Regions from separate parts of the Homo sapiens genome. Here region 1 is linked to region 2. A link is a loop called in an ENCODE intact Hi-C map of the cell type or tissue named here. Cell type or tissue: chondrocyte. All regions are shown on one strand. Each heading gives the region's core, and the rest is flanking DNA. Links, peaks and the distances in the headings are about the cores only. Region 1 holds the start of TRK-TTT4-1 (tRNA-Lys (anticodon TTT) 4-1). Region 2 holds the start of TRI-AAT8-1 (tRNA-Ile (anticodon AAT) 8-1).

What was found. A loop is a pair of places that touch in the nucleus more often than their neighbours do. Peaks named below come from ENCODE experiments on the same cell type or tissue, not always from the same donor. Only the 100,000 strongest peaks of a DNase experiment are listed, where the experiment ranks them.
Region 1: a loop joins it to region 2, with 2.2 times the contacts of the local background. A loop is called at or near these places in 10 of 110 quality-filtered maps.

What each region holds. Positions count from the first base shown.
Region 1 is chr6:27,585,620-27,600,551 of GRCh38, forward strand. TRK-TTT4-1 (tRNA-Lys (anticodon TTT) 4-1) reads right to left here and starts at 6,267; the gene lies at 6,195-6,267. TRX-CAT1-6 (tRNA-iMet (anticodon CAT) 1-6) reads right to left here and starts at 7,273; the gene lies at 7,202-7,273. It also overlaps the pseudogene RNU6-471P. RefSeq lists an enhancer at 6,788-6,997, silencers at 6,971-7,265, 7,238-7,327, 8,731-9,025 and a cis regulatory region at 14,900-14,932. In chondrocyte, for the core only: no CTCF peak of the experiment used is centred there; no DNase peak of the experiment used is centred there.
Region 2 is chr6:27,661,405-27,676,336 of GRCh38, forward strand. It overlaps TRI-AAT8-1 (tRNA-Ile (anticodon AAT) 8-1), which reads left to right and starts at 7,179; the gene lies at 7,179-7,252. It overlaps TRR-ACG2-4 (tRNA-Arg (anticodon ACG) 2-4), which reads right to left and starts at 9,233; the gene lies at 9,161-9,233. It overlaps LOC124901292 (a long non-coding RNA gene), which reads right to left and starts at 7,169. Exons shown (of 2, transcript XR_007059535.1): 1 at 6,944-7,169; 2 at 5,568-6,724. It overlaps TRS-CGA3-1 (tRNA-Ser (anticodon CGA) 3-1), which reads right to left and starts at 11,127; the gene lies at 11,046-11,127. RefSeq lists a cis regulatory region at 7,037-7,555 and silencers at 7,115-7,397, 7,144-7,333, 8,366-8,660, 8,494-8,543. In chondrocyte, for the core only: a CTCF peak has its summit at 7,200; no DNase peak of the experiment used is centred there.

The DNA of each region.
Region 1 (14,932 bases), core at 3,420-11,419, 75 kb before region 2:
GGCTGAGGCAGGAGAATCGCTTGAACCCAGGATGTGGAGGTTGCAGTGAGCCAAGATAATGTCGTTTCACTCCAGCCTGGGCAACAGGAGAGAAACTCCGTCTAAGAAAGAAAAAAAGATTAACACCATGAAGATCAAGGACATAAATGTCAAAAACAAAATTTACAATTTCTTAGTAGTATTTATACAAATCAATCAGGACCTTGTGTACACTAGTTAGGTAGTAAGATTGGGACATTTAATACAATAAATTGGCTACACTAGTGGTAGAGAAACTGATATGACAAATGGTACAGAGATTAGCAAGAACGGGAAATCACTAAAGGCCAAAAGCCTCCGCCACCTGGAAGAACCTGAAGCCACAGCAGGCTTACCCGTCAGGCACTTGACACATTAAGATGTAGCAGAAACCCAGGAGGGATGAGCAATACCCTGTTTCCACTTTTTCTTTTTCCCTTTCATCTCCATTCAGTGCCTAACATTGGTTAAGTCCAGCCAGAAGTCAGTTGACAAGGGAGTCTGGGAAACGCAGTTTACAACAACGTCATTGCAGTGTAGAGCACAAAAGAGCATGGGTGATGAATAAGTCTGAGCAAAAACAGCTAAGTGAAGTCTACCTCTTTTGCTACTCAACATCCAATCTCGGCATTTTACCAATATGTAACTCACATTTAAAAACTAATGCTTTCTGTACATGAAGAGATCCTTAAACTCCCCCAGAAAAGAGAAGCAAGTACCATCACACTTTCTGGAAGAGACAGCATTATTAGAGCCTAGGAATTGAAATTATCTGGCTTAAGGTTTAATCGTACTAGTCCTGTCCAGTGAGAGCTAAAGTGAAGGAGAACATGCAGCTGTTCCCATAGAGGGTGCCCAAAGCAGGCAGACAGTGGTGGAAATTATCTGACTTCTTTATTTCTTTTACTCTCCTATCACCCACCACTGCATTTTGTTGACTAAACTGAGCTGCAGATAAATGTGAAGTAGGCTTGGGAAATACAGTCTGAGTTCAGCCCCCTTTGATGTGGGAAAAAGGTGCAGGAGAAGGGTGAAGAAAGAATTTGAGAAGCAAGAGGCAGTGGTTACCACATATATGAGAATATGTATTGGAAGAAGTAAAGATTGGAAACACTGGTTAAACAAGACACAAAAATGCTCCAGGTTTAAGAAAACCTTGATATTTATGAAAGTAATTACAGATTAAATTGAAAACACAAGTTACACTGAGAAAGATTAAACTGCATTCAAATAATTGAATTGCAAGGAATGATTAGATAAGGAGGAAGATAAAAAAATGTAGCAAGACTTCCACATGTAAATAAATCAAATATATACACGAAATAATCAAATAGATAAATAAACTGACATTTAGAAGAAAATTCAAAGGTACAAATCCAAACATATGTAGATATGTTCAACCTCATTGTGATAAAGGAATACAAACCATCACTACAACAAGATACTATTAACCTCCACTTGATCAAATTAAAATGAAATGTGCAAAAATAACAGCAGTTGACTATTTGGATATGTAGTAGTATCCCTAATACATTGCCAAGAGAGGCATCCATTTTTACAGCCCTGGAAAATGGTTTGTCATTATCTCAAAAAGTTAAACATTTACAAAATGTAACAAATTAACAATTTGTCTTCTAGGAACACACACACACACACACTCAAAGTACTTATAACTCTGTACCATGCCACATGTGCATAATTGCTCATAGAACTGTTGACAATATTAAATATACCTGGAAACAACTCAGATGCTCATTGGTTGATGTGTGAAAGGCCTGATGCAAAGATTTTTGAAGTCTGCTCTCTGAAATGAGAAAATTTCCCATGGGGTATGCATAATATATGCATGACAATTATTCATGTATTAGCTGCTCTAATCCCACAAAAAATCCTCAATATTTTCTAAAATGTAGAAATAGTAGAAATCAACATTTTCTGACCCTTGAAAATTATAAAACTTTCTTTTAAAAACTAGGGCCGGCCGGACACGGTGGCTCATGCCTGTAATCCCAGCACTTTGGGAGGCCGAGGCAGGTGGATTACCTGACGTCAGGAATTCGAGACAAGCCTGACCAAAATGGAGAAAGCCTGTCTCTACTAAAAAATACAAAAATTGGCCGGGCATGGTGGCTGGTGCCTGTAATCCCAGATACTCGGGAAGCTGAGGCAGGAGAATCGCTTGAACCCGGGAGGTGGAGGTTGCAGTGAACCGAGATCACGCCATTGCACTCCAGCCTGGGCAATAGAGCAAAACTCCATCTCCAAACAAAAAAACAACAACAAAAAACTAGGGCCAAGGGGAAAATATAAACAAAAAGCATAAAATTTCTATACAACAAAGGCAATGAAAATCTTACGTAGCGGACTCCATACGATAACACTAAAGCAGTAATCAAAGGAAAACTTGTAGACTTAATAAAAAGGAAACGGCCGGGCGCGGTGGCTCACGCCTGTAATCCCAGCACTTTGGGAGGCCGAGGCGGGCGGATCACAAGGTCAGGAGATCGAGACCATCCTGGCTAAAACGGTGAAACCCCGTCTCTACTAAAAAAATACAAAAAACTAGGCGGGCGTGGTGGCGGGTGCCTGTAGTCCCACCTACTCGGGAGGCTGAGGCAGGAGAATGGCGTGAACCGAGGAGGCGGAGCTTGCAGTGAGCCAAGATAGCGCCAATGCACTCCAGCCTGGGCGACAGAGCGAGACTCAGTCTCAAAAAAAAAAAAAAAATAATAATAAAAATAAAAAGGAAACAATACTTCTACCAATAAAAAGGAAATAATATTAAAGCCAAAACTCTGTCTCAGAGAGTGACTTAGTTTGGGTTCCCAAGAAACAGATTACCTGAGACAGAGATTATGTGCACAAAATTTATTAGAGTACACAGAAGAAAATGTAGAAGAATGAGAGAAAAGCAGAATTGGAGAGATGAAAAAGTAAAACTGCAAAGCAGTTACAGCAGAGGCTTCAGCCAAGCCACAGGAGCTCTGGTAGGATGCCCTTCAGAACTGTCCCAAATTGAAGCAAAAATGTGGTCATTGGATACTGTTTGCCCCAGAGAGAGCGTCTAGTCCTGAGAGAGTGCAATCTTTGGCAGGGGCGCTGTTCCTTGAGGCGAAATGACACTTTAGCAGTCAACACTCCTTGAAGCTATGAGAATGGAGCTTTGATACTGTGGAGAGGGGTAGCCCTATCAGATATTAAAATATACTCTTCATGCATCTATAATTAAAGCACTATAGCATTCACAAATGAATAGAAAAACAGTCTAGTAATGTAATACAAAGTCCAGAAGTAAACAAAATCACATATGGGTATTTAATATTTGATAAAGCATATATTTCAAGCCATAGGTGCAAAGATGGACTTTTTGACAAGTAGTTCAGGAAAAATTTGTTAGCCAATTAGAGCTAAAATGAAATTCAGCCCTCACTCTTTATGCAAGAATAAATTCCAAATGAATCAGTGATCTAAGTGCAAACACTGAAACCTACAAGTATTAAAAAGAGTCATGTGTGAATTCCCTTGTAGCCTGGATATAGAAAGTTTCCTAATTATAACTTAAACTGTAGATATAATAAAAGAAAATTTAGTATCTTAAAGTACCTACAAATATGGTACAAAAAAATATGATAAACAGACTCTAAACAGAGTTAACAAATGGTGGGAATGGGTGCCGGGAGACTATTTGCAATGTGTATCACAGATAAAGAGTTAATATCCTTAATACAGAAACATTTTTCAACAATTGAAGAAAAAGGCCAAAACTTTATAGTCAAATGGGCAAAAAAAATTAACAGATAATTAATATATATATTTGCACATATGAAAATATGTTTAAATTCTGTAATAAAAAATTGCAAATTGAAACTATATGAAGATACTGTTTCTCTGCTATCAGCTTGGTAAAAATTTAAAAAGTATGTCAGTGCATACAGGAACAGGTAGTGTCATTGATTTCTGGTAAGGAAGCACATTGTTATCAATATAATCTTTATGAAGGGGAATTTGACTATGTCTAACAAAATTATATATACATTAATCATTTCACCCAAAAATCCCAAGTCTAACAATTTACCCTGAAAATCTACATCCAACAAAATGAAAATATACATCAGCATATTTACTCATTGCAGCATTGCTTGCAATTGCAAAATTTTTTAAACAACCTAAATGCTTAAGCATAAAAGAATGATTAGATTGTTACTTCCACACAATGGAGTACTTATGCAGCTGTACAAAAGATCTCTGTGAACTGACATGGAGAGATTTCAAAGATATATTGCTAAACAAAAAAAGTAAATCAAATCAGTATCTATATACTGTAAATCAATACATATACTATCTATAGATATGTACATATCTATAGATACTATATATACAATATGTATATATCTATAGGTACTATATATACAATATGTATATATCTATAGATACTATATATACAATATGTATATATCTATAGATACTGTATAGATATCAATATATATACAATATATAAAGCAAATCAATATCTATATACTGTAAATCAATATATATACAATATAGTATAATATTTTTCGTCTGAGAAAGAAGAGGACATTTTAAAAAGTATGTATCACCAGGCGTGGTGGCTCACACCTGTAATCCCAGCACTTTGGGAGGCCGAGGTGGGTGGATTGCGAGGTCAGGAGTTTGAGACCAGCCTCACCAACATGGTGAAACCCTGTCTCTACTAAAAATAGAAAAATTAGCCAGGGCTGGTGGCGCGCGCCTGTAGTCCCAGCTACTCGGGAGGCTGAGACAGGAGAATCGTTTGAACCCGGGCGGCAGAAGTTGCAGGAGCTGAGATCGCGCCATTGCACCCCAGCCTGGTCTAAAAATAAATAAACAAACAAATAAATAAATAAATAAGTATGTGTCTGCCTGCTTATTCAAAAGGAGGTGCAGGAAGGATAAAAAAGAAACTGGTAAAATGGATTACCTATAGGGGGTAGATGAGAATGAGTTGAAAAAGCTGGAGAAGGAAAGAAAAAGAAGCAATGAAGGGAAGTGATATTTCTTCGAGTATGTCTCTTTTGCACAGTTTAACTTTTAAAATGATGTTATGTTTTAAGTATGTACAAAAAATAAAATAGGCTGAACACAGTGGCTCATGCCTGTAATCCCAGCAATTTGGGAGGCCTAGGCGAGCGGATCTCCTGAGGTCAGAAGTTCAAAATTAGCATGGTCACCATGGTGAAACCCCGTCTCTATTAAAAATACAAAAATTAGCCTGGCATGGTGGCGCTCCTGTAATCCCAGCTACTTGGGAGGCTGAGACAGGAGAACCACTTGAACCTGGGAGGTGGATGTTGCAGGGAGCCAAGATCACGCCATTGCACTCTAGCCTGGGCAACAAGAGTGAAACTCCGTCTCAAAAAAATAAAATAAAATAAAAAAATAAACAAGGTCAGGGGAAAGAGTCAAAATGGACCTGATTACTTCAAATGAATCACATAACTGAAAAAGAAAGGGCGAGACCTTACAAAATGGATCCAAATGCAGTGTTTGGACTGAATATTGTCAGGCTCAAGACAAAAGGGACATGACAAAAAAAACTATCAACAACGTTGAACTCTTGGTACCTTTGTTTCATAGTGGCGTTGTTTAGCGTGCTGCCCACAGAAGCCATGCACTAGAAGCCCATGATCAGGGTCATTAACCATAATCCAAATCCCAGGATAATGACAGAAATAATGTAAACACAGAAAATACTATTTCAAAAAGTGTTTGGAAATGAGTTTTTCAACTGGGAACTGTTGCAAAGTGGTCAAATTTTCTGTGAAAGAAGAGCTGGTCTAAACTCCAAGGAACCACAGAGACAGGCTATGCAAAGGTCACTGCTCTTAAAGATTTTGGATTTTAATCAAGACTGCCCAAAGTGCTCCCCCATGCCTGGATTAATGAGCCATTTCAAGGGAGTTTTAAAATGGTCCATTTCCCAGTCATTCCATCACCAGTTTATTATTTTTATATCATGTCCTTTTCCTCTTCTCTTGAAATCTTGGGGATACGTTTCAAATAATATTGGGAAAGCATAATTTAGTGAAGAAAGCGATGCATTTGTCTGTTTCGGCCTTTGTGATATTTCCTTCTCCTCACAAAATGTTCCCAAATGGGATGGGTTTAGACCTAACTGAAGTAAAACTTCTGAAGTTCGCCTGAACAGGGACTTGAACCCTGGACCCTCAGATTAAAAGTCTGATGCTCTACCGACTGAGCTATCCAGGCTCTCTACACTGGGCTCTAACTCACTAAGAAGTGCTAATAAGGCTCATGATTTCAGTAATTATTAGGTTCTTCCAAGCGTTCTGGTCATATACCTGTGCCTCAGCACTGCAGCCGAGCTTTATTATATTGAACATTCATTTCAACCTCAAACTGTTTATTCGTTAAATATAAAATTATTGTGTAGTATTTATTACAGGGGAAATGACGAAGAAAATCGGGCTCAGAATAGAGTGGGACCCCTTCGGTAGTGAATAATCCCGCAGCTCATTATTGCGAACAGCAGCCCTTAGAGATCGTAGCTGGCTGGTAAAGGCGGCTTTAGAGCGGACGCCCAGGCTTCTTCATCAGCTTACCAGAAGGTTGGAGGCAGAAGGTACGCATTTCAACAATGACTTCGATAAGTGGGAAGAAACTTCAGAAGTATCAAACATTTGGGTAAAGAAAGATTGTTATGTCACAAGGGAAGCAGTTCAATTCCCGTTGTTTCCTCCGGTGTTTTCCTAGCTCTTTAAGAGATGAAGTTTCCTGGAATCGTAATGCCAGAGCAACACACAAGTGACACCCGCTTCTGTCTGGGGAATTACCTTCTTCAAAACACACGTCAAAATTTTATAATATCTTTTTCCCGGTCGCCCAACCTAGTCTTCATCTTTCGCTCTCTTTTTCTTCACCTCTTCCTCAGTCTTTCCCTTCTTCACACCGGTCTCTGCTCCTCTACCGCCTTATTTTTCAGACCTCCCATTTGCAGATTCACTCATTTCTCCGCTTATGCTTCCGTTCTTTGAAAGTGAACCACTAGGTTTCAGAAAGCACCAGGCAGTTAAAACAGAGTTTACTCCCTCGGTCACTGTAGGTCTTCAGTCATTCATGAGAGGTGTTAAAGCACCTCTAACAAGTGCAAGATGCAGTGTTTTGGAGGAAAAAAACAGGCACCTAGCAGAGGATGGTTTCGATCCATCGACCTCTGGGTTATGGGCCCAGCACGCTTCCGCTGCGCCACTCTGCTGTCCCCTTCAGCTGTTGTGCCTTATCTCCAAGTAACTTAAACATCTCCTAACACCGCTGTCCAGCTGCGTCAATATTTTTTTCTTCCTTATCCATTTATCTTCTCTAGTCTCTGTCTTTCATCCTCGAGTTGTCTCACGTTTCCTTCTCAACATAGTCACCTACAACTTGTTGTTTGCTCCTTTGCAACTTAAGAAAACCGATTGAAATCCTTTCTCAGGAACTTGATTTTCAAACCGTTAGGCTCTCATACACCGACTTCTAGGGTTGGATTTAGAATTCAGGGCTTGTTCGTTTGTTTGTTTGCTTGTTTGTTTGCTTGCTTGCTTGCTTCCCACGCCTTCCATAGTGCACTCACTGTCTGCATTTGGAACACCTTGACTCCTCCGTGTCCCTGGTAAGACAAGGGCACTGTGTGGTCCTGTGGCCCTGTCCTCGGCCAGGTTGGAGGGACTAAGGAGAAACTGAAGATGCAGCGAACGGAAGAGAAGGAAATGCATGTACTTCTGAAAATCGTTGCTCGCGGAATTGAGGCAGACGTGGAGACGACATGCCTACTCAAAGAAGATTCAGTTTTCCGTGTCCCCACCACAATGAAACTTCTTTCACAAAGATCATAATGGGTATTCCTAACTACAAGGAGAGCGTGTGTGTGTTGTCCACTTGGCCTTTGGACACTGGGTCGGAAAACTGAGGCTCAGATCGCTTTCTAGGTGCGTCTGTGGACCCGTTTTTGTCAGTCTTGGTTCTTCCAGCCAAGGAATTGCGCAAAGCTGTTTTAAAGATTCTGTGTATAATTTAAGCTCCCCAATGGGGTGAGCTTCATGGGCCTGAGATCTATGCAGTCGCACAATTTACCACCATCCCCCGAGCACCCCTACACACACACACCCAGTCCTACTCTTGGGGTTTAATGTTTTGTAATGACTCTCTTGAAGTTCTCAATAGTTTTATCCTTAAACTTATGTTTTGTAAGCTATAGCCAACATGACAATGTAGCATGCTTAGGCATGGGGGTCTGTTGGCTCCCAAGAGTTCTGCCGAAGAGTTGACTCCCAAGAGCTCTGCTTCCCCTGGATGGGTTTTCAGCAACGAATTTGCCCTGCTAACTGACATCCTTCCCCACTCTCTTTCCCGACCCCTCTTCCCCACCTGCCTCCAGCAGTAAAGCCCCCTAGGGGGTCTACAGAAGAGGGATTAAGTTCCTGCAGCCTAATCCCGGGATTTCTGGGGTGTGGCATAATGGCTGTCATTCCCGACACTGGCTGGCAGACTGGCAGAGCCCAGGTGAGTTAGGAGGGTGTCTTGGTGGGAGTGAGCCTGCAGCTCACACCCATATCAGTATATATTCATAATTATAACAGCATTGTCTTCCTGCTTTTTGAACAAGGGCTCCCTCATTTTAATTTTTCACTGGGCCCTGCAAAATATATAGCTGGTTCTGCTCCCCAAATTTCAGTGGTGTTTGGTTCTCTTTGCTGGGCTCCCCTCAGGCTTCTTTACTATCTTGTTCTCATACTTGAAAAATCAGACCCTGGGGGCCGGGCGCGGTGGCTCACGTCTGTAATCCCAGCACTTTGGGAGAACGAGGCGGATGGATCGCGAGGTCAGGAGTTCGAGACCAGCCTGACCAATACGGTGAATCCCCGTCTCTACTAAAAATACAAAAAAGTTAGCCAGGCATGGCTGAGATTGCGCATGGCTGTAATCTCAGCTACTAGGGAGGCTGAGGCAGGAGAATTGCTTGAAACCAGGAGGCGGAGTTTGCAGTGAGCCAAGTCACGCCGCTGCACTCCAGCCTGAGCGACAGAGCAAGACTCTGTCTCAAAAAAAAAAAAAAAGAAAAAGAAAAAAGAAAGAAACATCAGACCCTGGATTCTTAAAGATGGAGCTTGGAGTCCTCAAGGGAAGAATTTGGAGGCTTCATTTTGAAACCCCAATGCTTAATACTGCTATAAGTTTCTATTTTTACATTATCTAAATATTATAAAATTCAAGTCAGAAAAGATGCCAAACCATTTAAATTACTAACACATTTAGATAATATATCAACTAATCTCTAATAATTTAATTACTTATCAGACATTTTTTGAACAGTGACAAAGATTCTCTTCATGACCAAACTCTAGTCAGGTTCCTCTGAAGGCTCTTCTCAACAAAAGCTCTGACTTTTGGACTTAAATGTTTGTAGCTCTGCATTGCGCACTTTTAACAATAATCGTGTTAAGTCAGTTTAGCCAGAATCCCTCATCCTCTATTATCTGATCACCCTTCATATCTGATCAGGTTCCTCATCCTCCACCATGCTCCAGTGATGTAATCACCCTGGCCTGCCTTCAAGAATCCTATCAGGCCAGGTTAGCCAGAAACCCCCTTACCTGTGATGTTTCCTTTCAGTAATTTTCTATCCAGTGACCTCATCTCCCCACTCTGATCCTTGGCTATAAATTCCCGCTTTTCCTTGTTGTATGCAAAGTTGAGCCCGGTCTCTCTCACCTACTGCAAAATCCCTCTCTAATAAAGTTTTCCTTACTGTCTTTAACAATTGCCATGAATAATGTTTTCCTTAACACCAACACCATGTGTTTTGCTTTTTATATATAAATAACACATAATTTAATAAATTTGAGCTAAGAAAGATGCCAATGAAAATATTCATATTTTTATAAGTATTTTTTGTTTTTGTTTGTTTGTTTGTTTTTGAGACAGAGTTTTGCTCTTGTTGCCCAGGCTGGAGTGCAGTGGCACAATCTCGGCTCACTTCAACCTCCTCCTCCAAGGTTCAAGCGATTCTCCTGCCTCAGCTTCCTGAGTAGCTGGGATTACAGGCTCCCATGACCACGCCTAGCTAATTTTTGCAGTTTTGATTGAGATGGGGTTTCACCATATTGGCCAGGCTGGTCTCGAACTCCTGACCTCAGGTGATCTGCCTGCCTCGGCTTCTCAAAATGCTGGGATTGCAGGCGTGAGCCACCACGCCTGGGCGAGATTTAAAACACTATCTTCGCTGTACATTTTGGTATTCCTTTTTTTTTCTTTTCTTTTTATTTTTATTTTGAGACAGAGTCTGGCTCTGTCACCCAGGCTGGAGTGCAATGGCGTGATCTCAGCTCACTGCAACCTTCGTCTCCCTGGTTCATGCGATTCTCCTGCCTCAGCCTCCTGAGTAGCTGGGATCACAGGCACCAGCCACCAAGCGCGGCTAATTTTTTTTTTATATTTTTGGTAGAGATGGGGTTTCACCTTGTTGGCCAGGCTGGTCTCAAACTCCTGACCTCAGGTGATCCGCCCTTCTAGGCCTCCCAAAGTGTTGGGATTACAGGCGTGAACCACTGCACCTGTCCCATTTTGGCATTCTTGATGTGAAGGAGAAACACAGTTACTTTAATCGTTGTTAGAGGGTAGTGTTAAATATGATTTATACTATATGATAAGGGATTTTCTTTACACTATAAAAATTGGCTTTGATTGTTTATATATAAAATGAAAAACTATATGTATACAAGCAGCAGTTAGAATTGTGTTCACTTCGGCAGCACATATACACAAATTGGAACTATACAGAGAAGGTTAGCATGGCCCCTGTGCAGGATGACATGCAAATTTGCGAAGCATTCCACATTTTTTTTAAAAAAATAGGGTAACCAATGATACGGAAATAGCCTAGAACAGTGGTTCTCAAACTTTGCACATTAGAATCACACTTCAGGATCTTTAAAAATAGAGTCGTACCTTGGTATCAGTAGGAGATTGGTTTAGGATCTCCTACGGATACCAAAATCCATGCAAACTCAAGTTCCTTATGTAAAAGGAGGTAGTATTTGCTTATTGAAGGGGTGGCCTGCCCCTCCACACCTGTGGGTATATCTCAACAGGCGGGACGAGAGACTGAGAAAAGAAATAAGACACAGAGACAAAGTATAGAGAAACAACAGCGGGCCCAGGAGACCGGCACTCAGCATACGGAGGACCTGCACTGGTACCGGTCTCTGAGCTCCCTCAGTTTTTATTGATTATTATTTTCATTATCTCAGCAAAATGAATGAGGTAGTTGAGCAGGGTGATAATAAGGAGAAGATCAGCAAGAAAACATGTGAGCAAAAGAATCTATGTCATAATTAAGTTCAAGGGGAGTTTACTATGCCTGGATGTGCACGAAAGCCAGATTTATGTTTCTCTCCACCCAAACATCTCAGTGGAGTAAAGAATAACAAGGCAGCACTGCTGCCAACATGTGTCACCTCCCGCCATAGGGCGATTTTTCTCCCGTCTCAGAATTGAACAAATGTATAATCGGGTTTTATACCGAGACATTCAGTTCCCAGAGGCAGGCAGGAGACAGTGGACTTCCTCTATCTCAACTGCAAGAGGCTTTCCTCTTTTACTAATCCACCTCAGCACAGACCCTTTACGGGTGTCGGGCTGGGGGACGGTCAGATCTTTCTCATCACATGAAGCCATATTTCAAACTATCACATGGGGAGAAACCTTGCACAATACCCGGCTTTCCAGGGCAGAGGTCCCTGTGGCTTTCCGCAGTGCATTGTGCCCCTGGTTTATCGAGACTAGAGAATGGTGATGACTTTTACCAAGCATACTGCTTGTAAACATTTTGTTAACAAGGCACGTCCTGCACAGCTTTAGATCCCTTAAACCTTGATTCCATATAACACATGTTTTTGTGAGCTCAAGGTTGGGGCAAAGCATCTCAGGGCAAAGCAATTGTTCAGGGTACAGGTCAAAATGGAGTTTCTTATGTCTTCCTTTTCTAGTTAGACACAGTAACAGTCTGATCTCTCTTTTCCCTACACTTATGACCTATGCACATCCTCCTGTATACATTAAATTATCTCTAGATTACTTATAATACCTAAAATACAATGTCCATGCTATGTGAATAATTGTTATATTGTATTGATTAGGGAATAATGACAAGAATATAAGAATCTGTAATGTTCAGTATAGACGCAATCATCCTTTTTTTTAAAAAATATTTTTTTGATCCACAATGGTTTAATCAACAGATGTAAAACCCACAGACATGGAGGGCTAACTGTACTAATTTTTGTAGGCTTCTACCCCCCTCCCCCCAGACAAACTGATTTCATAGGATTTGGTTGCCGGTGGGCATCAGAGTTTTTATTCCATTGACCCCTAGCTTACAAGACAATTATGTGACTTTTGCACAGACAGCTGCCATCACAAACTGCCTTTTTTATGGTATAAAGGGTCTCTTCAGGAGCTCTTAAAATGACTTCTTTCAAGTGCATTGATAGAGTTTGTAGAAAATATATTGCTACTGCTGTCTACCCTAAAAGACATCTTTACAAGTGAAAGCTTCAAAAATTTCCCCGAAAAGATTAATATGGAGTTAGTTACTTGAATCAAATTCTGGGCTCTTTAATAACCTTGAGAATATCTCTGGTCTGCTAGATTTTGACCATCTCAACTGACTGGCACATTGTATTGAGCCTAAGAAATACCTTATTTGGACTTTGTGGATTTTGGAGTCCCTTTACACTACATAATACAGCTGACATTTTAAATAAAAATAATCAAGTAGGGAGATATAGAAGAAAGATTTAGAACAAAAGTAAAATAATACATTCATTTTTATTCATGTTGGAAATATAAAGAGTCCATTAGAAAGAATGTAAACCAAGGAAAGCATAAAAGATTTTTAAATGTTCCGCCCGACGTCAAATATTAAAATTAAATATCTACACACCTAGTTGTATAAATTGGCAAACTGAAGACCAAGGTCAGAACTAAATAACCTCCAAAGAAACAAACAAACAAACAACAAGACTCCATCTCCTTTAACAATCTCCCATGTTTACTTCAAAGCAACTTTTATAACATGTCATATGTGTCAGAAAGAATTGTCAGACTTAAAAATCGACAACAGAAATTACTGGGTCCTTCCTTTCAGTGACGTGCTTGGCATTGTCTGGCAGACCCTCTAGCAAGTGTCTGATTTTTTTAGAGCTATGCATCTTTGACTTTCTATTCACTAGGCTAAGCTCTGTGATGGTAGAAGTTAAGTTATAGAAAAGTGATAATAACGCAAGTGATTCATGTTTACATTAACCCTAAGATTTTACTCAGTTGAGATACAATTTTCAGCCTTTCTATTGTGTGTTGTTTGTTCTTCAAATTCATCTTTGAAGGGGTTTTCTCAGTTGACTTAGTAATTAGTGAGATATATGAAATCTTAAACACTACATTCATGTTATATTTGTATGAAAGTCAGGTTTTCGGCTTTTCATGTGACTGACAACACCAGTACATTTTGGGAGCTCAAAAGAGGACGAAAGAAGTCCTGACAGGGAAGTCAAATGCTGGATGACGAGCACATGATGGGGTGTGAGGTATAAGTTTGAAAGATTTTAATTGTCAGAGAAAAAGGTACTCCGAGCACATTTTCTGAAGTGTTTGGAAGGTAGGACACCTTGGTCCAGAAATGGCGATGGAGCAGAGAATTTGAGTTGTTGCAAATCGGTAAAAATGCCCGAGGCAGTAAATAGAAATATGAAGCTGAATGGTCTCTTGAGTAACTGCTCAAATTCTTTTTAATCCCCAAAAGATTTTTTAAGTTTTTTTTTTTTTTTTTTGAGACGTAGTCTTGCCCTGTGGCCCAGGCTGGAGTGCAATGGCGCGATCTCGGCTCACTGTAGCCTCTGCCTCCCGGGTTCCTGTGATTCTCCTGCCTCAGCCTCCCGAGTAGACTAGCTGGAATTACAGGCGCACGCCACCACACTTGGCTAATTTTCGTAATTTTGTAGAGACAGGGTTTCACCATGTTAACTAGGCTGGTCTCGAACTCTTGACCTCAGGTGATTCGCCAGCCTCAGCCCCCCAAAGTGCTGGGATTACAGGCGTGAGCCACCGCGCCCGGCCAATACCCAAAGAATTTTGAAGAATTTTCCCTACATTTGCAGATGAAGAAAAGTTTCACAAATGATCTAAATAATATAAAACACCACACATTTTACTTTCGGAAGTGATGGAGCTGGAATTTAAACACATATATCTGATTCAAGAGGCTTATGTTTGCTACTATTGCACATTGCCTTTAAAACAATGCTGTGTTTGGCCGGGCGCGGCGGCTCACGCCTGTAATCCCAGCATTTTGGATCCAGACGCGACGGGATCACTGGAGACCAGGCTGCTCAAGGTGGTGAATCCCCGTCGGGTTTTAGCTGGGCGTGGTGGTGGCACCCTGTAATCTCAGCTACTCGAGAGGCTGAGACAAGAGAATCACTTGAACCCTGGAGGCGGAGGTTGCAGTGAGCCGAGATCGCACCACTACCCTACAGCCTGAACGACAGAGCGACACTGTCTCAAAATAATAATAATAAACAACAGTTAAATATGAACAGGGAGGTGGGCTCCAGGCTGGCCTCCATCTCTGGCACACCCAGGAAGGGGGCCATGACTGTTGTAACACATCAGCCGCATTTGAGACTTCAAGAGCCCTTGGACCCTTCTTGCAGTTGAACTTATCTGGCTCAAGCAGGAACTAACACCACAAGGGACTTTCCACCCCAAGAAGGCAAGAGGAGTATAGTTTGCTCCAGTTTTGCTTGCCCCAAAAGTAACCTTTTGCTCATTATAATAGTAAAAAACATACCCTTGGGTGGAGATTTAAGATGTTAAT
Region 2 (14,932 bases), core at 2,355-10,354:
TCCTGCCTCAGCCTCCCGAGTAGCTGGGATTATAGGCACCGGCCACCACGCCCAGCTAATTTTTGTTTTTTCAATAGAGACGGGTTCCTCCATGTTGGCCAGGCTGGTCTCAAACTCCGCCCACCTTGGCCTCCCAACGTGCTGGGATTACAGGCATGAGCCACTGTGCCTGGTCGATATTGTATTAATATTGATTCATTCATTGTAACCACTGTACCACATTAATGCAAGATGTTAATGTTAAAAACACTTTGCACACTAGCTCAAAATGAAGTTAGGGAAGGGATTATATGGGAATTCTGTATTTTCTGCACAATTTTTATATACATCTAAAAATGGTCTAAAATATAAAGTTTATTTAAAAAGGTAAACATGGCCTGGCATGGTGGCTCAAGCCTGTAATTTCAAAAGCCAGCACTTTGGGAGGCCAAGGTGGGAGGATCACTTAAGGCCAGGAGTTCCAGACTAGCCTGGGCAACGTAGTGAGACCCTGTCTCTACAAAAATTTAAAAAATTAGCAAGACATAGTGGGACTACACATCTGTAGTCCCAGCCACTCAAGAGGTTGAGGTGGGAGGATTGCTTGAACCCAAGAGTTCAAGGTTGCAGAGAGCTACACTTCAGCTTGGGAAACAGAGACCCTGTCTCAAGAAAGGAAAAGAATAATAATAATAATAATAATAATAATAATAATAATAAAAGTAAACACAATTTCTTAGAGCTGCTAGCAGCTGTAGTTAAAAAAAAAAAAAAAAGAAAAGAAAAGAAAAAAGGCGGCCGGGTGCAGTGTCTCAAGCCTGTAGTCTCAGCACTTTGGGAGGCCAAGGCAGGCTGATCACCTGAGGTCAGGAGTTTGAGACCAGCCTTGCCAACATGGTGAAACCCCATCTCTACAAAAATACAAAAATTAGCTAGGTGTGGTGGTGGGCACCTGTAATCCCAGCTACCTGGGAGGCTGAGGCAGGAGAATTGCTTGAACACGGGAGGCGCAGGCTGCAGTGAGCTGAGATGGCGCCACTGCACTCCAGCTTGGCGGACAAAGCAAGACTCCATCTCAAAGAAAGAAAAAAAAAAGGTAAACATAGGCGGATAGGGGATAACATAATTGTAAATGACCTTAGCTGTTTAAAACATGGACTTCAATTATCTTAAATTATCAAGGAATTAGAAGAGCTACTCCTAATAGTTAAATTCTGCCATTTTTTAAAGGTAATTAACTGAATTGTTATCACAGTGGCAAAGCATGAGAGGTAATTAACTGAATTATTAGCACAGTGGCAAAGCATGAGAGGTAATTAACTGAATTGTTAGCACAGTGGCAAAGCGTGAGAGCTTTTGAAAGGGGTTGAGGCGTGGATTTAGATTTATCCATAATACCAAGTTAAACAAAAGCCACCAACAAAACCAAACCAAGGGAGCCCTCAAAGAATCAAAATCAAATCCTTACTGTGCTACCACAGACAGATGCCTGTAGCTCAGGGGTCAGGAGCTGGCCTCAGTGTGAAATCCCCAAGTTGCCAGTCAGGGGAGGACCAGAACAAGCTAGAGAGGATTTAGTGCCTGAGTGAAGAAGATGGATGTCTGAGGGAGGCTTTCACTCCTTTGTGACTCACAGCACTAACACAAAGACCAAACTCGGTAAGTGAGGAGGTTGATTTCTGTCTTTGGTTATTACAACTGGGAGAGCACTCTGGATCTGAAGATCAGAGTGTACTCTGCAGGATGGTTTTGCTTAGACTTTTATAAAGAGAGGTAGATAGTAAAAAAGATCAGTGGTTGCCAGGGAGTTGGGGAAGGTGTGGTACAAATAGGTGGAGGAAGGTGAGGTAAAAATATAACTTCAAAAGTTATAGGTGACGTTATTTACATTTGGAATTACTTGTGAGGATGATTATATGCTGAGTCCTGTGAGCCCTTCTAGCCAATCATTGAACCTAGGAGTGAGTCTTGGAGACCTGCAACACAGAGACAAACAGTTCTAATTTTAGCTAATCACTCATGAAACAGAGAACTGGATTGGCTAGGAAATAAAAGGGAACGGTCTGCCTATCAGCAGGTTCAGGCAAAAGGGGAAGGTTTGTGTCCGGGCGTGGTGGCTCACGCCTGTAATCCCAGCACTTTGGGAGGCCGACGCGGATGGATCATGAGGTCAGGAGATCGAGACCATCCTGGCTAACACGGTGAAACCCCCGTCTCTACTAAAAATACAAAAAGTTAGCCGGGCGTGGTGCGGGCGCCTATAGTCTCAGCTACTCGGGAGGCTGAGGCAGGAGAATGGCGTGAACCCTGGAGGCGGAGCTTGCAGTGAGCCGAGATCGCGCCACTGCACTGCAGGACTGGGAGAGTGGGAGAGAGAGCGAGACTCCGTCCCAAAAAAAAAAAAAAAAAAAAAAAGAGGAAGGTTGTGTTTGGCTTTGTCAATAACTAAATAGTATAAAGTTTTACATTACGTAGGAGGTAAGGTTTGTCGACTTCAACTATCTCATGTATTTTAATATAGTATATGCCAAATTATTATTCTTTTAATTATCCAAATAATGGCTATTTTCTGAATATAAATATTCTACACAATACAGGAAAAACAGCAAAAATATCTCCTCACCTGCAATGCCACTCCCTTTCTCAGAAATAATTACTATTCCTAGATTAGTGTGTTTAGCCTTATATTAGGTAGAATTTGCCAAAAAGAAATGTATATTCTCAAGTAAATATATGTGCATAATACTTCATTTTTCCTAAAACTCAATACTTCCGGCCAGGCGTGGTGGCTCACGCCTGTAATACCAGCACTTTGGGAGACGAGGCGGGCGGATCACCTGAGGTCGGGAGTTCGAGACCAGCCTGACCAACATGGAGAAACCCCATCTGTACTAAAAATACAAAAAAAAAAAAAAAAAAAAAAAATCTTGGCGTGGTACCGCATGTCTGTAATCTCAGCTACTTGGGAGGCTGAGGCAGGAGAATCGCTTGAACCCGGGAGGGGGAGGTTGCGGTGAGCCAAGATCGCGCCATTGCACTCCAGCCTGGGCAACAAGAGCAAAACTGTCTCAGAAAAACAAAAAAAAAAAAAAAAAGAAAAAAAAAAGAAAAGAAATTATCCCAGATGGTGGTGTCTGGTGGTGTCTTCAATTCTAGGAAGCATCCCATTTCAGCAGGAAGTTTTGAATCACAAAATCCCTATGCCCATCCAATTAATTTCCTAAGGAACCACATATGTTTTACTTTCTCTGAAATATAGCACCCAGAAGGGAAACTAGGAGGGTGTTCATGAAGGGCGATTTGAAAGCAACTGACAAAAAAAAAAAAAAAAAAAAAAAAAAAAAAAGAATAAAAAAAAAAACCAACTCATTCCTTATAGATGGCCGAAATAGCTCAATTGGGAGAGTGTTAGACTGAAGATCTTCTGCAGGTCTCTGGTTCAATTCCGGGTTTCGACAGCTGTTTCCGGACTCTTTTGTACATGTCGACTCTGCTAAATTAATGTTTGGCCGCGTTAACTGTGTAATACTGGCCCTCCACCAAATGTCAGCCATCTACCAATATGTAAGTCCATATTGACATTTAATTTATATGGTAAGGGAATACATGCATTTGCCTTTATAATGAAAAGGGCTCTTGTAAGTCATTTCACAAAACGCAGTTCCACGCCCATAAACATGAGCTCCTCCACAGGTTTTAGTAATTCGTTGAGGGGAAGAAAGCAATCTTATTCAGTACCTCATTCAGTGTGCACTTACATGTTTTTTTGCTTGTTTGTTTTTCAGATGGAGTCTCGCTCTGTCGCCCAGGTTGGAGTGCAGTGGCGTGATCTCGGCTCACTGCAACCTCCGTCTGTTGGGTTCAAGCAATTTTTTTGTATTTTTAGTAGAGACGGGGTTTCACCATGTTGGCTAGGATGGTCTCGGTCACCTGACCTCGTGATCCCCTCACCTCGGCCTCCCAAAGCGTTGGGATTACAGGCGTGAGCCACCATGCCCGGCCACACTTACATGTCATGATGTTATGAAACACATAAGAATCAGGGCATAAGCACTTTTTTTTTTTTTAAGACGGAGTATCGCCCAGGCTGGAGTAGCCCAGGCTGGAGTGCGGTGGCTTGATCTCGGCTTACTGCAAACTCCGCCTCCCGGATTCAAGCGATTCTCCTGCCTCAGCCTCCCGAGTAACTGGGATTACAGGGGCCCTCCGCCACACCAGGCTAATTTTTGTATTTTTTTAGTAGAGACGGGGTTTCGCCTTGTTGGCCAGGCTGGTCTCAAACTCCTGACCTTAGGTGATCTGCCCGCCTCGGCCTCCCAAGGTGCTGGGATTACCGGAGTGAGTCACGGCGCCTGGCCAAGCACTTTCAGTTCTATGCTTAACTCCCTGTGTTTCTACTTTCACTCAGAATTTGGTCTGTTAAATCCTTAAATTATTATCAGCACTTTGAATTTTTTTAGAAGCTTTGCTTGTTTTGTACAGCATTTTAGTTGTTTTCAGTTGCAGGGACAGTCCCAGTGCATAGCTAGTCATTTTTACTGTGCAGAGACGCAAGAGAGGACATATTAAAAATAACCTGAATTTTAGTAATACTAAGGCTATATGTGATTACACACACACACACACACACACACACACATATATGCGCATATATATATTCACATTGTAAAATAAATGAGCTGGGCACAGTGGCAGGTGCGGGAGCACAGTGGCCCCAGATACTTGGGAGGCTCAGGCGAGAGGATCACTTGGTTCTATAAATCAAGGCCAGCCTGGACAACACGGTGAGGTCATCCACATTTCTTTAAAAAAAAATTGTTAGTATTGATTCAGTATTTTTCCTGAGGCAGTCTTAGAAAATTAAAATAACCTAATCTGGAATATAACATAAATATTTTGAAATTATCTTACATGGTCAAGATCGGTGGCTCATGCCGGTAATCCCAACACTTTGGAAGGCTGAGGCGGCCGGATCACCTGAGGTCAGGAGTTCGATAGCGGCCTGGACAACATGGTGAAACCCCGTCTCTACTAAAAATACAAAAAATAGACGGGTGTGGTGGCGGGCGCCTGTAATCCCCGCTACTTGGGGAGGGCTGAGGCAGGAGAATCGCTTGAGCCCAGGAGGCGGAGGCTGCAGTGAGCCGAGATCGCTCCACTGCACTCCAGCCTGGGCGACAGAGACTCCGTCTCAAAAAAAAAAAAAAAAAAAAAAAAGAAAGAAAAAGAAAACAATACATATATCTTACAAGACACTTGTGACAGATGTTCCGCTGTGTTGCCTATAATGCAGGTGAAGATAGTAATGATATGCTTGATTATGCATAGATTATTTTAGGGAAGATAAGAAAGTAAGAAATTCGATAGTCTCTGAGGAGGATATGGGGATAGTTAGGATCTAGGATTAACGGAGATTTGATCCTCATTTTATATCATGTTTACGGTTAAGGAAGGACAGAAAACCTTGTATTGAACTCCTCTTTTTGTCTGGAATTACTGCTGGTAACGTTAACACATAGTATTTCATTTGAAGCAAAGTAAAGAATAATACGGTTTTTGGATCCGGGAAACACAATTGAAGGTGGGGGTGGGGTAGAAGAACAGATTTTAATCTTAGGTGTTACTAGCAAAAAATGTGATTTCTCTAGTCCCAGGTGCAGATTTTCTTCAATAGTATTTGGTTTTCGTTACAAAAGAAAGAGCAAGTACCCAGGCTGGTGCTGTTAGAGTCAGGACAGCATGAAGAGCTCTGCCTACCAACAAGCCTCAGGACAGAGTACAGGAATGTTAGAAGATTAGCTCCCATTTATCTGAAGGAGAAAAAAGGGTAATCCTTCCGGTGTTGATGTCATATATGACAAGTTCATTCCCTTGGTATGGCTTTACATGTGAACTTCGGAGGTATATAAACACCAGTCAGAATGTGCAAGAGGGATCCTCAAAAGCCAGAATGTAATTCCTTGCGACCGGTGAAGAGGATGTGTTACTGCAGGAACTGTATCAGAGAGTTTACTTTCAGGTGATTTTTGAGCAAGTAGAAGCCTCAGTTCTTGACACCTAGGATAAAACCTCTTGAGGACTAGAAGAATGAAAAACATCGAAGCTCCTGGTGGTACTTCGGTCTTTAACCGTTGAATACATTAAGAGTAACACTGGAATTCCAACACTTCCTCGCGCCAGCGTCAGTTTTAGAATCAACAAAATCGTTACTTGCTGATTCATTTAACTGCTAATATATTCGTTAAAAGTTTATTAGGCGTCAGTGATCTTGAAAGTTCCAAAAACACGAAGGAAACCCCAGGCACATGTAGAGAGATAGTTCCTGACGCTGCAGGAGGTTTCTTTCAACTTGTCTCCAGGTGATGAAACCAGTAGCCTGACCAAGGATGAAAGAGCGTATCTCACTTATTCTGGCCTCTCCAACTCGGGCTGAAATCCTTCGGTTCCCAAGTTAGAATTTGAGTGACACACAGCAAGTGCTGTTAAATGAGACTTAATACCTAGCGGGGTGCCACCACAACCTTGCCCTTCTGCAAACCTCTGTAGCCCTTTTCTACCACCCTCAAAAAACATACCAGATTTACTATGTAATTCCGGTACTGCTGGGCTACCTCAGTTTCCACCCCTGAATATCTTCGCCGATTACATCAGTGCTTATGTTTGTGACTTCAGAGACACTGAGAAGGCGCGGCTCTTTCCCTCAACCCCATTCGCCTTCCTTTCGGCGGCGTTGTCTTGAACCAACCTGAAAATAATAAGTCCTTAAGTTACAAGTCACTAAAGGGAAGTTTGCAACTTGCGATCCAGTACACTGACATGACTCTAAAAAGAGAAGGCTGCCGACTCTGGGCGTACTGCCTTTGAATTAGCCATACTCCGCAAGGAGCAGTGCCGTTCAAAAAAAAAAATTTGTTGTCTAACAACAACAAAAATAAAATAAAAAGAGGAGGTTCCCTTCACTCACCATTGAAAATCCTATTACAGCGCTTTTTCCACATCCTCTGTCAAAAATTTCTCCGTGAATTTTCTAGTCTGGCTCAGAGTTAAAATAGTTTGGACTTCCTTGCTAAAGTCTGTAAATATAGTCTCAAAGGTCTCTTGAAAGGAGTAAGAAAGAAAAAAGTTCTGTTTTATTTAGAAAAACAAAAATATCAACGAATTTATATATGGTTTCCTTTAAAACAGCAGCGCATTCGTGTGGCCGGTTAGCTCAGTCGGCTAGAGCGTGGTGCTAATAACGCCAAGGTCGCGGGTTCGATCCCCGTACGGGCCACTGGATGCCATAGTGGGGCCCTTCACTTACCTGAAGGGAGGCCTTTTAATTTAAGCCTGTCGAATCACAGGTGCTCCGAATCGAATCCCAGGTGCTCTGAATCCGAAATTAAGACGCCCTCTTATTCGTCAAGCGAGAAGGCTATTTACGTTCGTTTCCCTTTATTGTGAAAAATGAAAAGAACAGGCCGGGCACGGTGGCTCGAATCTGTAATCCCAGCACTTTGGGGGGCCGAGGCGGGGTGATCATTTGAGGTCGGGAATTGGAGACCAGCCTGACCAATATGGTGAAACCCCGTCTCTATTAAAAATACAAAATAAGCTGGGCTCATGCCTGTAATCCCAGCTACTAGGGAGGCTGAGGCAGGAGAATCACTTGAGCCCGGGAGGCGGAGGTTGCGGTGAGCTGAGGCCGTGCCATAGTACCCCAGCCTGGGCCTGGGCAACAAGAGCGAAACTCCGTCTCAAAACAAACAAAGAACAACAAAAAAGATGCAAGCATTAGGAAGAATGTACTGAAGAAAATTGGGTTGGAGTAGTGCGGCAGCTAGGTGGGTGTGTTTTAGGGAATGGGGAATTAAGAAGAGATATGACATTTGCCTGTTTAGTTTTTAGTGAAACGTTAGGAAGCAATATATACTTTTTTCTATTTTTTTCATTCTCAATATTGAAAGGGAGACAATATTATTTTGACGCTTTAAACGAGTTTCGATAGGGAAAGGAAAGCAGGCTCAGCGTGGCCAGTGACTTGGTGAGAGTGTGATACTAATAGCAGCAAGATACGAGGTTTTGTTCCTCGCAATGGCTGTGCTTCATTCTTTTTTTCTGATCCCAGGCAGTTTCCAAGGCAAATAAATGCCCACACCACGTGAGGCTGCCACTGGCTTTCACGGAAAATTTCTCCCCTTTAGCTTAAAGAGTATATAAGTGAATGCGGTGTTTTAAGAATCGCCAGTTCTCCGTTCAACTTGGCCACAGCCCAACACATTTGGACTACCAGGTTTGTGGTTTCATTCGTTTACCCGCAGTGCCCCTGACAGCGCATACTGGTAAGTGACTAAAGTAAACTCACCTGAGATGCAGAGCGAAGATCCAAGCTACACGTTCGGAAACCGAGCCACATATTAAGATGCTCTTTTGGTTTAGTTTGAGGAATTTTCCCCCGCTTGACTGTGGTTGCCTCCCAGCCTCTCTCTCCTCCACCATCTTCCTGGTCGCTGAGAAAGGAGGTCCTTCTGTTCAGACACCGCCCCAAAGCTGCCACCTTCCACACTCATCTTCTTCTGGGATATCTGTCTATCTGTCTGTCTGTCTGTCTGTCTATCTCTGTCCCTGCCGATTCTCCTGTCTTCTATTTCTCTAGGATCTCAGGGCGGAGGAAAAGTGGTGGGAACCTGGGAGGCAGAGAAGAGGCCCGTGGCGGGAGTGGTGGATTGGGGCGATGTTGAGGCTGAGGTGGGTCCACCGACTTCAGGGTTGAGCTCTGTGTAGGGGGCCCAGCTGATGCAAGGAGCAGCTTGCATCCTGCATCCCCACAGCCCTGCCTTTATGATTCAACGTTTCTTCAGATGTCCCCTTTCTTTTTGACAACAGTCATGCCCAGGGAAAGAGCTGTGCCTCAGAGACGCCAGGAATGTGGACTTCTCCCAATGGAAAAAAATACCGATGAAGAAGATATACGTGAAAAAACATTTTTTTAAAGCTTCTTTGATTTTTAAGCTTTCTAATGGTCTTTTTCTCCTTTCTCCTTTCTCCAGTTGAGAATGAGATGAAAGGTAGAAACAAAATCCTGTAAGTTGGCTCTTTCGACGCTTGTCTCTTTCACGTTCAAGTAACAGCACCACTCTGGAAAAGGACATTCACAGGATTGTTAATACGGCTTTGAAGAAGGAAAAAGTGAGAGCACAAGCGAGCCAGCCAGGAGTCGAACCTAGAATCTTCTGATCCGTAGTCAGACGCGTTATCCATTGCGCCACTGGCCCCTGCCTGTAACGCTGTCTTAACTGTTACTCTTTTCATAATTATATTGTATTATACTATTGGGGCCAGAAAAAAAAAAGATTGTTTCTTTATTTAGGTAGGGATTAAAACCCCAAACCACACTGATTCAAGGAAAGCATGTTTTCTTTTGTGGTTTGTTGGCATAATAGACATTCACATAAAGTGTCTTTATTGAAAATAATGACCATTTTTCATCTTTGAAACATTATATATGAGCTAAGATGAATGTCTTTCCTTCAAAGCAATATTGGTGTTTCTATCTTCTCTTTCATGTGTGTGCCTACTTTTTAGCTTTTTGTTACTTATTTTTCAGGCCAATCAGCTGCTTTTACCTGAATTTGATTTTTTTTTTTTTTTTTTTTTTTTTTGAGTCGGAGTTTCGCTCTTGTTGCCCAGGCTGGAGTGCAGCGGCGCGATCTCGGCTCACTGCAACCACCGCCTCCTGGGTTCAAGTGATTCTCATGCCTCAGCCTCCCAAGTAGCTGGGATTACAGGCATGTGCCTCCATGCACGGCTAATTTTGTATTTTTAGTAAAGACGGGGTTTCTCCGTGTTGGTCAGGCTGATCTCGAACTTCCTACTTCAGGTGACTCGCCCGCCTCGGCCTCCCGAAGTGCTGGGATTACAGGCGTGAGCCACCGTGTCTGGCCTGAATTTCATTTTTAATATACTTACATTGGGCACTAATGATGTATGTGGATCAGTAATGAGCAATATGTATTATTTTAAATTTAGATATTGCCAAAAGTAAAGTGCTTTGTAATACATTTCTGGAAGTATTAATCATAGTTTTTCCCTCTTCTCGTCCAAAAGGAAAAAACAAGTACCCACTCACTAGGGAGAAGTTTATTGTAAAATGGTATTACAACTCAAAGTAGCAGATGAAGACACTCAAATTTAACGAGGAGTCAAGAATTCGGGAAAGTACACATTTTTCAGAATCACATTTGACATAGAAACTTAGAAAAAGGAACTTTACTTGCATAGCTGTTCAAAGTAAGCAAAATAGTGGAAAATGAAGAAGTGCTTATAAGGAGACGAAGTTTCGTATGGGTTTAAGAAGGTGGTCAGAAGCCAAAATATATCCTCTTTGTGCCTCTGTTTCCTCGTTTATACAAAACGCTTTGAAGAGCAACTAATGCATATGACGGATTGTTATCATCCTAATTTTTTTGGCTCCCACCAGCTGTGAGATCAGGACAAATACAAAGTAAAGATTGCTGCCTGAGAATGCTTTAAGAAAGCTGTCATACTAGTAATCTAAAAGGGAAATTGTATTCCTAATATTTTCAACGTTGCACCTGTCTTGTATTTGCCATTATGATTAGATGTAAGACAACTAGTATCTTCTTTTTCTTTGAGACAGTCTCACTCTGTCTCCCAGGCTGGAGTGCAGTGGCGCGATCTCGGCTCACTGCAACCTTCGCCTCCCAGGTTCAAGCGATTCTTCTGCCTCAGGCTCCCAAGTAGCTGGGACTACAGGCGTGCGCCAGTAAGCCCGGCTAATTTTTCTGCATTTTTAGTAGAGACGGGGTTTCACCGTGTTGGTCAGGCTGGTCTCCAACCCCTGACCTCAAATGATCCGCCCGTTTCGGCCTCCCCAAGTGCGGGGATTGCAGAAGTGAGCCACCGCGCCCGGCCTTCAAATGTACATATTTCTTGATGTACATTTCCACAAGTGTGCGCGCGCTGTAAAAGCCACAGCGATAGCACTCACAACTTTCTATCCTAGTGAACTAATGAAAGCTAACTGATGAAAGTAGCAAATTGGAAATCTAACCAGAAAATGGCGACGCTGTGAGCAGGATTTGAACCTGCGCGGGGAACCCCCATTGGATTTCGAGTCCAACACCTTAACCACTCGGCCATCACAGCTCCGAGGACACTTTTTGTTTCAGAGGAAGTCGTGTTAGGCTCTTTGACTCTCTCGCTTTTTAATGTTCCCACGGCAGGTTAATGCTTCCGTGTTTGTATTTGTCACTTTTTATATATTTGTCTCTCTCTTTCAATAAGAAGTTCCTGGGAAACATAATAGTGTCTTAATCTTTACTTGTTATCTGACTCTCTATGCATCAGAAACTTATTTGGTGCTTAGTGGCTGCTTTTGTTGCTGGAACAAATCCCCGGAGACTCAGTTGTCTGTTCCCTATTCCTCCCTCCAGTTCATGAATTTTCTTCTCTCTTTACCCAGCACATGTTAGAGTCACGTTCTTGCTGCACTCTCAATTTCCCTGCCTCTCTCACTTTGTACTCCTTTGGCAAAGCCACAACCAGGGCAGCTAAACATGGCGGAAGAAAAACAATCAGTTGACAGACCTCACTTTAAATTCATGACAATGAATGTCAAGTAGGTGCTCAAGGCTACCAGGCAAATTGTACCATACGCGATTAGATTAGTCCACTCCCAATCCTCTTGTTCTAAGTCACTGTTTCAGCCGGATGCAGTGGTCCAAGCCTGTAATCCTAGCACTTTGGAGGCCGAGGCGGGGGGGGAGATCACCTGAGGTTAGGAGTTCGAGACCAGCCTGGCCAACATGGCGAAACCCCATCTCTACTAAAAAAAAAAAAAAAAAAAAGCCAGATGTGATGGCTCGCGCCTGTAATCCCAGCTACTCGGGAGGCTGAGGCAGGAGAATAACTTGAACCTGGGAGGCGGAGTTGCAGTGAGCTGAGATGGCGCCACTGCCCTCCAGCCTGGGTGACAGACAGTGAGACTCCGTCTCAAAAAAAAAAAAAATAAGTCACTATTTCATATCTCTCATGCCAATGCTCCAACACCTCCTCTCCCATCCTTGTGTTCAATTGATGACTTTACTTCCTACTTCACAATCAGAAGAGACCTTCCACGCACATCTATCACCACATTAATCCACCTACCAGCCTCTGAAGGACTGTCAGTGATCCTATAATGCCTTGACAAGGTCGCCGATTATCTCCACATGGCTAAAATCATTTCCCAGTCCTCACCTTACTTGGGATAGCTGCAGCTATTAATACATTCTCCTTCTTACAACACTTTCTTCAATTGACTTTAGGGTAACAATTTTCCTGGTTGTCTTCCACTTAGTAATAAGCATTTAAGATTCCTCCGTGTCTTTTCATGCTTTAATAACTCATTTATTTTTAGGGCTGAATAATATTCCATTGTCTGAGGTACCGTAGTATATTTATTCATTTACCTACTGAAAGACATATTGGTTACTTCCAACTTTTGGCAATTATGAATAAAGCTTCTATAAACATTTATGTGCAGGTTTTGTGTAGACATGTTTTCAGCTCCTTTGCATAGTTGCCAAGGGGTGTGATTGCTGGATCATATAATAAAAGTATGTCTAGTGTTGTAAGAAACCACCAAACTGTCTTCCAAAGTAGCTGTACCATTTTTCATTCCCACCAACAATGAATGAGAGTTTCTGTTGCTCCATAACCTCACCAGTGTAGGTGTGGTCAGTGTTCCAGATTTTGGCCATTCTAATAGGTGGGTAGTGAGTGGTATAATACAATTAAAACAATAATACATCTGTCTGTTTACATATAATGTGGAGCATCTTTTCTTATGCTCATTGGCCATCTGTATATCTTCTTTAGCAATATCTGTTAGGGTCTTTAGCCTATTTTTTTATTGGGTTGTGTTCCTGCTGTTTAGTTTTAAGAGTCCTTTGCATATTTTGAATAAGTTGTTCATTACATAAGCTTTTTGCAAATATTTTCTTTAATCTGTGTCTTCTCACTCTTCTGATATTATCTCTAGCAGAGTAGAATTTTAAATTTTAATGACGTTTATTACTTCTTTCATGGGACATATCTTTGATGTTTTATCTAAAATGTGATTGCTTAGTCATGTGTGGTGGAACACGCCTGTAGCCCCAGCTACTTGGGAGGCTGATGTGGAAGGATTGCTTGAGCCTGGGAGTCAGAGGTTGCAATGAGCCATAATCACATCACTGCACTAGGATGACAGAGTGAAACCTTGTCTTTAAAGAAAACAAAAAACCAGAGGTGACAATGACACTCTTTGGAACATTGCATAACTTTTGTACATTCTGGAGCACATAGATTTCTCTCGAATTGTATGATACGCATTTGTAGAAAATTTCTATTGAGTTGGATGATAAGCATTTATAGTAAACTATGAACTATAACTGTCTTTTCCTCCAAAACTGTGTATATGTGCATGTTTGTATGCACACAAGAAAAAAGGTTAATAAAGTAAAAATATCAATTAGTTATTCTCTAGAATAGTATCACATCATAATTATTATAGTTCTTTTCTGAAAGATTGTATATAAAAATAAGAATTATTCGAGTCGCCCAACAGAACATCTGTTTATATTTTTCTGCCAACTGGGACCCAAGCTAGGCTCCCGTGGGAGTCCTCCTTTTGACCTGCCCCTAGCGAGAGGAAGTACTGCCCACTCTCTGAGTGGGAGTCTTAGCTTTGTTGCTTTCTTGCTTTCTTTATGAGCAACTGTCTTAGGTTTTTTTTTTTTTTTTTGAAACGGAGTCTCTCGCTCTGTTGCCCAGGCTGGAGTGCAGTGGCGAGATCTCAGCTCACTGCAACCTCCACCTCCTGGGTTCAAGCAATTCCCCTGCCTCAGCCTCCGGAGTAGCTGGGACTACAGGCGCGTGCCACCTCGCCCAGCAAATTTTTTGTATTTTTAGTAGAGACGGGGTTTCACCATGTTAGCCAGGTTGGTCTCGATCTCCTGAACTCGTGATCCGCCCGCCTTGGCCTCCCAAAGTGCTGAGATTGCAGGCGTGAGCCACTGTGCCTGGCCTTTTGTAGGTCTTTTATCTTATTTCTTCTTCCATATGTTACTTCTGACAATCCTAAGATTATTAGAATCATTAGAATCCTCTCATGGGTGCCCATGTAGTTAATAAAAAAAACAAAATAGGTATGTGTCACTTTAATTATTTCTGATTTTAAAAATATCTTTTATTGATACTGAGGTAGTTTATGCTAATATTGGGCCTGATCCTTCATTAACATTTTCTAATTGAGTAATAAAATAAAATAAAATGTCATTGCCATATCCATGGTCATCTAGGTTTTCTCCTGTTATATTTTAGCTTAACAGTTTTGCATTTTATATTTAGAGCTATGATCCATTTTGAGTTAATATTTGTGAAGGGTGTGTCTGTGTCTAGGTTCACTGTTTTGCATGTGGAAGTTCAGTTGTTCAATTGTTTCCATTTGTTGAAAAGACTATCTTTGCTCTATTGTGTTGCCTTTGCTTCTTTGTCAAAGATTGACTACTTGACTACCATGTTTGTACAGGTCTATTTCTGGTCTCTCTAGATCTATTTGTCATTATTGTTTGTCATTGATCTATTTGTCTATTTTTTCACCACTCATTGTCTTTCTCCTTCAATTTCTCTTTTGCTGGTTCCTCCTGCTCTCCTCCATCCTTGTACCAGGATATCTCAGGGCTCAGTTTTTTTTTTTTTTTTTTTTTGACAGAATCTCACTCTGTCTGCCAGGCTGGAATGCACTGGCATGATCTCGGCTCACTGCAACCTCCATCTCCTGGGCTCAAGCAAGTATCCTGCCTCAGTCTCCCGAGTAGCTGGGATTACAGGAGTGTGCCACCACGCCCTGCTACTTTTTGTATTTTTAATAGAGATGGGGTTTTGCCATGTTGGCCAGGCTTGTCTTGAACTGCTGATCTCAGGTGAT